Regions from separate parts of the Homo sapiens genome. Here region 1 is linked to region 2. A link is a contact called in ENCODE Hi-C or POLR2A ChIA-PET data. All regions are on one chromosome and are shown on one strand. The core of a region is the stretch at or near the end of the contact, and the rest is flanking DNA. Distances in the headings are between cores, read along the strand shown. Region 1 has its middle 41 kb from the start of PRR15. Region 2 holds the start of FKBP14-AS1 (FKBP14 antisense RNA 1).

Region 1 (5,701 bases), core at 3,202-5,701, 380 kb before region 2:
CAGAACATGCAAGTTTGTTACATAGGTATACACGTGCCATGGTGGTTTGCTGCACCCATCAACCCATCATCTACATTAGGTATTTCTCCTAATGCTATCCCTCCCCTAGCCCCCAACCCCAACAGGCTCTTTCAGTTATCATATAGTGAATCTTTCCATCATTAAAGATTCTTTGAAAATATAATTTATAATGACTACATAATATTTTATTGTATGAAATTGATTAAACATATAGGTTATTTCCAAGTTCTTAGTGGTATAAATATACCCACAAGAAACATGGGCAGATAACATGAATGAGGAGCTCATAGAATTTGAATCATAAATGTCCTACAAGAGCAACTGTATTAATATTGAAGAACTGCAAATTAAACAAGAAAATCATTATTTTCACTTGTAAGTTACAAAATCTTTAAAACATTTGATGATTCCTCATGTTGGTGAGGACATGGAAAAACAGTCTCAAAAACTAGATAGAAGTGTATATTAATATGGCAATTGCAGTATTGTTTCTAATATAGAAAATTAGAAACAACCCAAATGTCCATTAATAGGGAACCTGATAAACTATGGTAAACTAATACAAAGGAATATTATGGAGTCTTTAGAAACAATTAGATAGAATATCCACATTCTAACATGGAAAGATGTCCAGAATATACTGATATATTATAAAGTTAAAAATTAAAAGGATAATACAGATACTTTGTACTGTACACATATACTCCATTTAATATGGGGGACTGATTAGTTCCTGGAAATGTGGCTCTGGCTGAGTAAGCTGCTTATACAAGTTGTTATAGCCCTGCCTTGAAGGAGCTGCAGTTTTTACATTCTACATGAGCAGTTGCTTTTTCCTGCTCCTTAAATTCCATGAAATCATGGCATGATTTCAGCTACAGCTTATATAATTATAGGTCCATCCTTCTAGGCTAACGTGTTGTTTATGATGCTCTTCATAATGTCAAAGAATTTCCACAATCACTAATTGTCTGTTAATCTCTATCTTCTGTTTCCCCTACCATTTACATTAAAGTACCTTGAATGTTCATAACATTTCCAACATCAGGCACGATTCTCATCTATTTCTTTGGGCCAGGTGCAGCACAATCACCCATAAACCCTTTGCTAGTCAATAGAAAGGTACACTTTCTGCCAGAATTTAAAAGTAATTAAAGAAAGAGAAGTCACAGGAATGTAAATTACATATCTTATGGAACAATTCTGATAGACCTATGGAGATTTCACTGGCTGAAAGCAGTTGCAGTAGGGAGCACAAACCCTCATTGGCCAAGAGTGAACAATTGAACCTGCTCTGTTGATCTCCTTGGCTGAGAGTGTAGAGCAGTACAGAGTTTGGGGGAAATATATCATGGTATACTGAAATGGATTTATATGTATTTAGGAATATATTTGAGAGGCAAATAGTGTCATTTTGAATCATTAAGGAAGATTAAATATGTTTCTAAAATCCCATTTTTGGAAAAAACTACTATAAAAATTCTTATAATAATGTCAATATATGCAAGGAAAACTATTTGGAGAAAATTATACCAATCAATTAATAATAGCTATATCTTGAATATGATAATATAATTTTGCTTTTTACATTTTATATTGATGCACTATTTGAATGCTTTTTGTTTGTTTGTTTTTGAGACAGGGTGTCTCTTTGTTGCCCAGGCTGGAGTACAGTGGCATAATCATAGCTCACTGCAGCCTGGAACTCCTGGGCTCAAGTGATCCTCCTGCTTCAGCCTCCCAAGTAGCTAGAACTACAGGTGTGTGCCGCCATGTTTCACTAAGTTAAAAAAAAAATTTGTAGAGACAGGATCTTGCTACATTACTCAAGCTGGTCTTGGACTCCTGGACCCAAGCAATCTTCCCACCTTGGCCTCCCAAAGCACTGGGATTACAGGCGTGAACCACCATGCAGGGCCCTATTTGAATGTTTTATAGTGAGCATGATTACTTCTGAAAGCATACAAAAAAAGAAATAATGATTTTTAAAACATTTTCATAAACAACTATACACAAATCATTGTGCCTGTTTCTGATGATTTCGCCGTGACAGACTCCTAAGAGTATGATTTTGTATGCAGAAATATGCAATCTTTAAGTCTCCTGATATATTGTGCTGTGTAGTTTTTCAGGATGTTGGCCAATTTATGCTTCCATAAGCAGTTATTCACTCATTTCTTTATTCATGAACCCAACAAATATTAGTTTGTTGTCTGATGTGCCTGCTACTCTGCCTAGAGCTGGAGTTACCATGGTAAGCAATCCAGACATGGTATCTGCCCTCATAGGGTATATACGTATTAATCAAATGGATGTGTAATTTTTAAAAACTGTGATAAATGCTATGAAGGAAAGTAAGAGGTGCTATGAGAGCCCACTGATGGAGTAGATGGAGAACAGGAGTGGAAAGCATCCCAAGGGCACTCCCGGGGTTGGAACACAAGGCACACACACACAGTGGCTTGGGGTGAGAGGCCGATCATATAAACACAGAAAACATGAAGGAGAAGGTATAGTGAAGTAGAAAGGTACAAAATGGTGTGTCTCAATAGAGACGGTGTCAAAAACATCATTTCAAATGGAATTAATGATTCAAAAAACTATGGATTAAATAATATTGCTAAAACTACTATAATTTTTAAATGTTAATTTTTATATTAAAAACAAAATATAGTTTATATAGAAAAACAACCATAAAGAATAAAGAAGTCTAAATAACAGAAAGCATAAAAAAGAAATAAAACTAATCATACTAATTGCAAGAATAAGTATAAATGGATTAAAGTCTGAGAGTTAAATAACAAAGACTTTTAAAATGCAATCACAGTTACTGCTTATAAGAGGCTTGAAACAAAATGAAACAGAAGAAAGCAAAGCAAAATTTTTTAGAGAACAAAGTTAACTACATGGAGGAGGTTATATTAATTCTAAACAAGATCTAATTCAAGTAAAAAAAATATGAAGTAGGGTCATATTAACATTATTAAATTATATTATATTATAGAAAAATATGCCCCTGTATCCAAGAATCTTTATCTATATATACTTTATCTGTATCTTTATACAGTACCAACATGTATAAAGCCAAATAGTTCATATGCATGAGAAATCAGAGGATGACTATTATGGAGGTTATTTCACTATATCACTTTCCATATCTGACAGTTTACTAGACAAATAAAAAAAGGTTATTGAGTATTTCAATAATCTAGTAGATGTATAGAATTTTCTATCCTATCAAAGTCCCTACCCTACAAAGAGAGAATATACTATTCATTCAACTATTTATGAGACATTACAAAAATTGTGGTAACAGTGAGACTTCTATGAGTCCATAAGAAAAATTCTTAAAATTTTCATAAAGCAGAAAGCATACAGTCTACATTCTCTAATACTAGAAAATTATAAATAAAGAAATAAATTTTAAATTTGAAAAGCTATTCTTGGAAATTGACAAAAATCTCTTACATAACAAGTGTCAAAAAGAAAGCAAAAATCACAATTAAGGATGGCAAAGAGAACTCTATATTCTGTTATTCCTACTTTTTGGTGGGGGTAGGGCTGTTTGAGTCATTGATTTCCCAACCAAAATGCTTGTAGGAATTTTTAAAAATTTATCCTTGTATTAGGGATTTCCAGAGAAACAGAATCAATAGCATGTATGTGTGTGTATAAATATGCAGGGATAAAGAGATTTATTTTAAAGAATTGGTTTACATGAGCATGGCAGCTGTTAAGTCCAAATTCTGCAGCGCGAACTGGCAGGCAGAAGGCCCAGAGAAGAGCTGTAGCTTAAATCCAAAAGCAGTCTGCTGACAAAATTCTCTCCTTTTAGCAGGAGGTCAATCTTTTTTCTTAAGGCCTTCAACTGACTGGATAAGGTACAGCCACATTATGGATGGTAATCTGCTTTACTCAGAGTCCCATCCAAAAAATACCTGCGTAGAAACACCTGTGATGTTTGACCAAAGATCCAGGTACTATGGCCCACCCAAGTTGACACATGAAATTAACCATATCAATTCTTATAATTCAAAACACTTGCCTGTATGTTCCTAGCTTTGGACTTCTTTTCAAAATAAGCCCTTCTTATCTGCATATGTGGAGAATTTTTCACATCAGAAGAGTGTTTTTATAATTATGTTGAATGCATTATTTAAAAAGAGATATTTGCAGAAGAAAAAGAAATTTGCTATAAAGCTCTGAAAAGAAGTCCACGCCTATAGCACACAGGGTGAGTCAGAGGGTGTGGTGAGAGAACAGAAACAGAAAACTGATAATCACTCAACAAGCCAAACAAAGCAAATGCCCTGGAATCTCCATTCTTCTTGCCCAGGGACAAAGGCTAATAAGGGATCTGGTGTTTCAAGGCTAGTATTTCATCCCCTGCACAGAAGAGGTCATGAGCCGAACTACGTGCACAGTGTGAGAACACAGCATTTGCACCAAGGCTGGCCTCTCCCTCCATCCACTGCCCTCTCTCTGGGTCAGGCCTGGGCTATGTCTGGCCTTCATCACTGCAGGAGCCTCGGAAATGTACTCTCTGACAAGTCATTGAGTGTAGCCAGGGAAGTGTCAGATTAATGCTGATATGTCAGGTCAAGTCAGGCAGCAATATTTCTCTGTGTCTTACAGGAAAAGTCCAAGCTCTTTAGCTGCACCCTAGATCTGCAGTAATCCAGACCTCGGCCTGGCCAGCTGGTTGACCATTTTCCTGTCCATGAGTCCTCATTCTATTCACTGGTCTGTCTATTCAGTGTACCCCAAGTGTGTGTTATACATTCATGCCTGAAACTCCCATCCCTTTTTTCTCCTCTTCTGCAGGTCTCTATGCCCTTCCCAAACCTTCAGACCTTCAGACCTAGCTTGGTGCTTTTCCTTGAGCATCCTAGCTCACATCCTAGTGAGACCGCTCCTGGGGCTGCCGCTGCTGGCACAGATGGGTGGGGCTCATAGCACATCCCTAAACCAGGCGCTGTGCTAGGTGTTTCCTTGTGGATTCTTTCATTTCTTATTACATCTACACAACAATCCTGTGTGGCAGGTGTTGATATCGTAGTGGCAAGTGGTAGAAACCCCAACTCAAACTGGATTCACACATGAAAAGGTGATTATTTCATTTAAATGAAAAGTCTAGGGAAAGACATGGCTCTAGTGATGCACTGGGAACTTTCTCCGTCTCTCAGCTCAGCTTCCACAGAGCAGCTCTTTTCTAGGTTTAGAGAGAGGCTGCAGAAGCTTCTAGCTCTCAACTCTATCACCTGGACAGCAGAAGGCAGCCTGACTCTTTCCCAGGCTTCTCAGCAAAGTCTCATTCTGTCTCCGTGGTTACAAACAGGTCATTTGGCCATCTCTGAGTCAATCATTGTGACCAGAGGAATAGGATTGGTGATTGGCTTTGCCCAGTTTCATGGGTCCTGCTCCCTCAAAGGACCCATGCTAACACAGGGGAAAGAAGTGGTTCTGACAAGAGAACTAGAATTGCTGGAAAACTACAAACCACACGTCATGTTGGTGTCCATGAAACATTTTGACAGTGAAAGAATTTCTGCGCACTAAAAATAAAATGGGTTCTGCTGTCTCGACAGCGTGGGGAATATCTTCAATAAGTTTGAAAGAGCGAGAACCAACTGGAGGTTGGCCACCAGCAAGTATTTTCTGGAGTTGTCTTCGGTTGGAC
Region 2 (6,103 bases), core at 2,511-5,010:
GTGACAGAGCTAGACTCTGTCTCAAAAAAAAAAAAAAAGAATTACAAATTAAAATAAGGAGCCAATTAAATATATAAGGTGAACAAAGATTTAAAAATTTGATAATATCTAGTCTTGACTTGTGTGGGGAAAGTAGCTTTGGGTAATTTGGCCAAATCTAACAGATTAACATAACCAGTGAAGTTGGTAGACAGCTCTTGTTCATCTCATCCTAAAAGGAAGGAGACTGGGCTGGGCGCGGTGGCTCACACCTGTAATCCCAGCACTTGGGAGACTGAGGCAGGCGGATCATGAGGTCAGGAGTTTGAGACGAGCCTGACCAACATGGTGAAACCCCGTCTCTACTAAAAAATACAAAAATTAGCCAGGCATGGTGGTGCGCACCTGTAATCCCAGCTACTCAGGAGACTAAAGCAGGAGAAATCACTTGAACCTGGGGGGACAGAGGTTGCAGTGAGCTGAGATCACGCCACTACACTCCAGCCTGGGTGACAGAGTGAGACTCTGTCTCAAAAAATAAATAAATAAAAATAAAAATAAAAGGAAGGAGACTGATAAGTGGTGTGCTCAAGGCCAAACTCCTAATTAGAGGTGGGACCAGAGCTAGGTCCCAGGTCCCCTAACTTGCAGCCCAGGGCCCTCTCACTGTACTGGGGTGTATTCATCTCATTTCGATATGGGAACACAGATGTGTCAGAATGAGGAAGTTACTTTCCAATGCACTGTGCAGTTATGTTAGCCATGCTATTTCTCCATCCTAGCTGAAGTCCCACCACCATAGACCCTGACACTCCACTGTCCCCATGTCCTAGATCACCACGTAGTGTGCTTATTCTGCTTCATAGTCTCATACTCAGCAGTCCCAGCCCACCACATACTCCTTCTCTCCCTTTACAGTTTCCCTGGTCACTCACTTCTTGTAGTCCCTTTTCCGTCCATCCTGTCCCCTTTTCAGTTTCTGTTTTAACTTCTCCTTACATACCCAGTTCTACAAACAGCATTATGAGCTCAGCCACCCTCCAGTTCCTGTTAAAAACCACTAGAAATATAATCCAAGGGCTGGGCGAGGTGGCTCATGCCTGTAATCCCAGCACTTTGGGAGGCCGAGGCGGGCAGATCACCTGAGGTCAGGAGTTCGAGACCAGCCCGACCAATATGGTGAAACCCTGTCTCTACTAAAAATACAAAAGTTAGCCGGGCTGTGGTGGCGCACGCCTGTAATCCCAGCTACTCAGGAGGTTGAGGCAGGAGAATCGCTTGAACCCTGGAGGCAGAGGTTGCAGTGAGCCGAGATCGTGCCACTGCACTCTAGCCTGGGTGACGGAGGGAGGCCCTGTCTCGAGAGAGAGCAAGACAGATGCGAACCATATTTGCAATTTTATATTTTCTAGTAGCCACATTTTTAAAAGTAAAGAGAAACTCATGGAATTATTTTTAGTAATATATTTTACCCAATATATCCAACATGTTACTTCAATATAAAATCAATATAAAATTATTAATGATATTTTAAATTCTTTCTTCATATTAAATTTTTGAAATTGTGTGTATATTTTACACTCAGCATATCTCAATACAAACTAGCTGCATTTCAAGTGCTCAATAGCCACATGAGGCTGGTGGCTACCAGATGAAACAGCACAGATCTAGACTCTAATGAAAACGGATTTAAAAAAAAATAACTTTTGTTTATCTGTATTCTTATTCTTCAACAGACACAAATTGCATGCATTTCTGTATTTTTACAACTTGCTATTTTAAATATCTTTGGCATATCTTCACATTCATCCTCTAATGCAAGTTAGTTTTCTAATTTTTTTAATTTTTTTTTTTTTTTTTTTTTTTTTGAGACGGAGTCTCGCTCTGTCGCCCAGGCTGGAGTGCAGTGGCACCATCTCGCCTCACTGCAACCTCCGCCTCCCGGGTTCAAGCGATTCTCCTGCCTCAGCCTCCCAAGTAGCTGGGACTACAGGCGCGTGCCACCATGCCCGGCTAATTTTTTGTATTTTTAGTAGAGACGGGGTTTCACCGTGTTAGCCAGGATGGTCTCGATCTCCTGACCTCGTGATCCGCCCGCCTCGGCCTCCCAAAGTGCTGGGATTACAGGCGTGAGCCACCGCGCCCGGCTGCAAGTTAGTTTTCTAAATGGCACATGTCACATCAGCATCTGTCTTCACTTCGATATATATATTCATATTTAGCTCCTATCTGTTCCACTGCCTCAAGACATTCTCCCTGTTCCCTGCCTCCTGCCACCTTCTCCCTCTGCACATCACTGGCTGTGAAGGTTCAGATGCCCAGAAGAAACGTTTTCCACATCTTCACCACCTCTTCACACTAACCCATGCACAATTTCTAGCTCTGCTTTAGTAGATCTAAGGTCACTGACTCATGACTCAGAAAAGTCAAATGCAAATCATAGGAAAAGCCTGTCTTCACTGCTTCAAAGTTATGTTTACAATAGGCTTGTTATTTACTTTTACTTAAAATTAGAAACAGTCGAAAAAAATGAAATGCATGGCCTACTTTGGTTCCTTTTCAAAATAAACTGGCCTAATGGTTCTCCACAAACACAAGCAACTCAATTTTTAATCAAAAAATGTACTTCTTGCCTCAAAGACTTTACTAAAATAATGTTTTTGGTTCTTAACTATAGAAACAGTTTCACCACTGGAAAATGTGAACATGAGGTAGATACAGCTTAAGAAGTTAAAAGTCTTGAATTAGGAAATTAAGGTGTTGTCATTGACTTTAAACACCTATAGACTTTGTAATTCATATTACAGTTTGGCTTCCCATTGCTCGAAGTGTTTGCCTTCCTAATAATGACAGACTTGCTGTTCTCCCCCAGGCTCTAAAAGGTAGCATGTGGAACCCGGGGGAGTTATGAGACCTGGATTTGGGTTCTCACTGCCAGTTGACAGCCAGATATATGATCTTGGCGTCCATTCGCCCCGCTGGCCTCAGCCTTCCTGCTGTAAAAAGGGGGTTGACAGCAGGCTCCTTAAGACTGCCTCCACCTCTGCCCCCCGACCTTAGCTCATCCTCCTCTATTCCATTATCCCTGAAGCATTTGCCTCCTCATGTATCTCCTTCCCAAAAGACAAGATGGCTGGCAGCACGGAAGTGAAAAGGGAAAGAAAGGCTGTTTAAAAAAAAAAAATTCTAAAATGAGTCACCTTTCAAGAATTTCCCATTTCCTCATGCCTGGGTGCTTCCTCGTGTCGCTAAATCAGTTCTTCCAATGAAACTTGATCTAAGAACCTGGTATTTGTTATGTGCACTGCTCTTGGATGATGTTTACAATGTGCACACATCTCTTTTAAGAGCTTGTAGGTATCAAACGACCTCCAGGTTGTGCATCAAAAAGACATCAGCAGCCACAGAGTCAACTTTAGTTGAGCCTGGAGAAAATCATACAAAACCGTAGAGTTTTAACTAGGTTTTGTATCATCTTTTGATAAGTTAGGAAAAATAATTACAGCTCTCCAAACTTCCCACTTAACAACTCCCAGGACCCTGCAGCACCCTAAAATCTAGCCAGCTCCAAGAATCACTCTCTACTCCATACCCGGATGAGCCTTGACTCACACTAATTCCCTCCCTGAGGCTTAAGTCAGGGGGCAGCTGATGGTTGTGGTCTGTGCTGCTTCCGCCTGGCCTATTTTTCATGCTGCCATTTTGAATTAGCATAGGTTTCCTCCGCAACTGATGCATCTTCTAACCAGGCTGGGAACACAACACGCGCACACGCGCACACACACACGCACGCACCCACCCCACCCGGCTGCCGGACGCAAGCGTAAGTCAAGGACTTGCATGCTAGAATCAGACAGAAAATCCAGAAAAGCCACGTTATTTAACAGAACCCTACAAGGTCAGCTTTGAGTCAAAGCAGGTAACAGTTTCCTTCGATGTTTTCATGGACATTTTTATTCCCAAATCCGAGTTCTCGCCAATTCTCTAAAGTTCAAGCGCCCCTCCTGCTTTGCAGACCACATTTCTCTCGGCCCTCGCGAGTGAGGTCGCCAAATACTCGACGCCTCAAGAGCGAGCCGAGGAGGCAGAGGCCGACCAAGCCGGCCTCTCGGCAGCCCCGCCCGGCGCCCCGCGGAGAACGCCCGGGTGCGGCTCGAGGGAAGTTGTGTCAAGTCCCACGCGCGGCCCGCGGAGAACCCAGGGGCGGCCCGCGCGCGTCGGCCTAGCGGGGAGGGCTGCTCCGGGACACGGTGCGGCGGCCGCGGGCGAGTTGGACGCGCTGGCAGAGCCGGGCCGAAGGCGGCGGGCGTCTCCGGGCAGCCATGTTCGCGGCGCCCGCCCGCGCAGCAGGTACGGCACCTCGGGGAAGGTGCCCGGCTCGCCCCAGACCCCAGGGTGGCGAGGCCAGGGGCCCACAGGCACATCCCAGTGGGCAGCAGGTTGGCTGCCAGGAAAAGGAAACCCAGGAAGAGCAGCGCGGGGAACCCGGCTGCGGTGCGGGAGCCCGGGGCCGGCATCCCTCCACTGCACCCCCGCAGTCCCCGAGCCGAGTCACCCCGGCTTCAGGCCGAGGCCACCTCTCCTCTGACCGCCCCCAGGCTCCCAGCCCGCCCGGGCCAGCACCGGGAATCGGCCTGGGGTAACGCTACCCGCGGGTTCGGAGGGACAGCGGGAGGAGATGAAACGCAGGAGGTGGCGATGGCGGGTGGGGTGAAACCGCCGGGAAAGCAGCGCTGCAAACGCCCTGCGCTCCCAGACGCGGCTCACCTGGGGCGGCGGGCTCCGGGCTCCGCTCTCCGCTCTGCGGTGCTGAGGCTGCGGCCGCCGAGGGTGCGGGTGCTGCCGGGTCCGGATTACTGCGGCGACCTCGGGGGCTGCAGCTGCAGTGGCGGAGGCGGCCGCCGGGCGCTTCCCCCTACCCAGACTCCCGGCGCTGGGGCCCGCCGCCCCCCGCAGCAGCTGGCCCGACTCACGTGACCGCGGGCCCACCCTCCGCCTCCCCCACCCCGGCCCCCGGGGCCCCGCCGCACCCCGCGCGTCTGGCTGCACGGGCCGCGGCGCTGCTCACCGTCGAGTAGGGAGGGGGCCTGGGAGCTGGAGGAGCGGCCGAGAGGGCGTATCTCGCCGCAGAAAGTGGCCCCCTCTTTGCTAGATTTTTATTTCTTGGTTGTGGCTCTCAAAAGGGAAAACCCGGGCTTCAAGGAGCCAGGCCCAGCATCCTTTTGGCGCCTCTTCCCGACGTTTGGTTGCTACGTCCGGGCCTCGGCGCCCACACAAGATTTCCCCGGAGAGAAATGTGTCCTGTACCTTGTTGACTCGCACGTCCAAGTCGAGTCCCTGGTTTTAAAAGTGCCGTCCTGTACCATGTTGGTAAGCCAGACCCTGTCCCAGGTACTTGGACATTGTGGCCTAGAGAGGTTAAGTAACTTGCCCAAGGTCACACAGCACGTAACTAAGCCAAGATTCCATATCTGGGTTAATAAAGTTATGTACAGGGACTTGTGTGTTGTGTGTCTGTGTGTGTGTGTGTGTGTGTGTGTTGATGCCAGCGTCAACTCCATCTTTTATAAGTAAATAAGAAAAGACTATCTCAAAAGATATGAAGACGTAATTCAGAGGAAAATAAATGCAATTCTATCCTGGCACACGAAAAGATATTCAGGCTCACTTAACTGCAAATCAAATATGTGGGGTAGCATCTTCCACCAGCCAGATTAACAAAAATCAAAACATTTTGAGTCTTGCTTTGTCGCCCAGTCTGGAATGCAGTGGCAGGATCTCGGCTCACTGCAAACTCCGCCTCCTGCCTCCCGCCTCCCGCCTCCCGCCTCCCGGGTTCAAGCGATTCTCGTGCCTCAGCCTCCCAAGTGGCTGAGACTACAGACCCACGCCACCAGCCTCGCTAATTTTTTTTGATTTTTAGTAGAGATGGGGTTTCACCATGTTGCCCAGGCCGGTCTCAAACTCCTGAGCTTAGGCAATCCGCCTGCCTCTACTATCCAGCTTCCTTTAAAAAGGAGAATGATCTTTATTTGCTAATACAAAACTATTTCCAACCTATACTAACTAAAGAAAAATAAAAAGCTAGGTGCAGAACGTTGTGTGTGTTATTTGTGGGAAGAAA

The links. Hi-C counts contacts between places; a loop is a spot of excess contacts on that map. ChIA-PET counts read pairs that join two places held with the same protein, here RNA polymerase II (POLR2A).
Region 1: a map of PC-9 shows a loop between it and region 2 (5-fold over the local background). The contact joins the enhancer-like site here to the promoter of FKBP14-AS1 in region 2. A Hi-C loop is called at or near these places in 1 of 168 maps with a recorded cell type or tissue (PC-9). POLR2A ChIA-PET finds 5 or more read pairs at or near these places in 1 of 52 experiments (BJ).

The regions. Positions count from the first base shown.
Region 1 is chr7:29,602,075-29,607,775 of GRCh38, forward strand. No RefSeq gene overlaps it. Among named protein-coding and RNA genes, the nearest start is that of PRR15, 41 kb to the left of the region's middle. Within about 2 kb of position 4,452, at least 7 of the 41 ENCODE cell types and tissues checked have a DNase peak (open chromatin) inside an H3K27ac peak, as active enhancers do; they include PC-9, where a contact is called at or near this core.
Region 2 is chr7:29,984,896-29,990,998 of GRCh38, forward strand. It overlaps FKBP14-AS1 (FKBP14 antisense RNA 1), which reads left to right and starts at 3,761. Exons shown (of 3, transcript NR_187577.1): 1 at 3,761-3,898. It overlaps SCRN1 (secernin 1), which reads right to left and starts at 4,906. Exons shown (of 8, transcript NM_014766.5): 1 at 4,747-4,906. RefSeq lists silencers at 4,133-4,252, 4,343-4,612, 4,623-4,672, 4,693-5,032.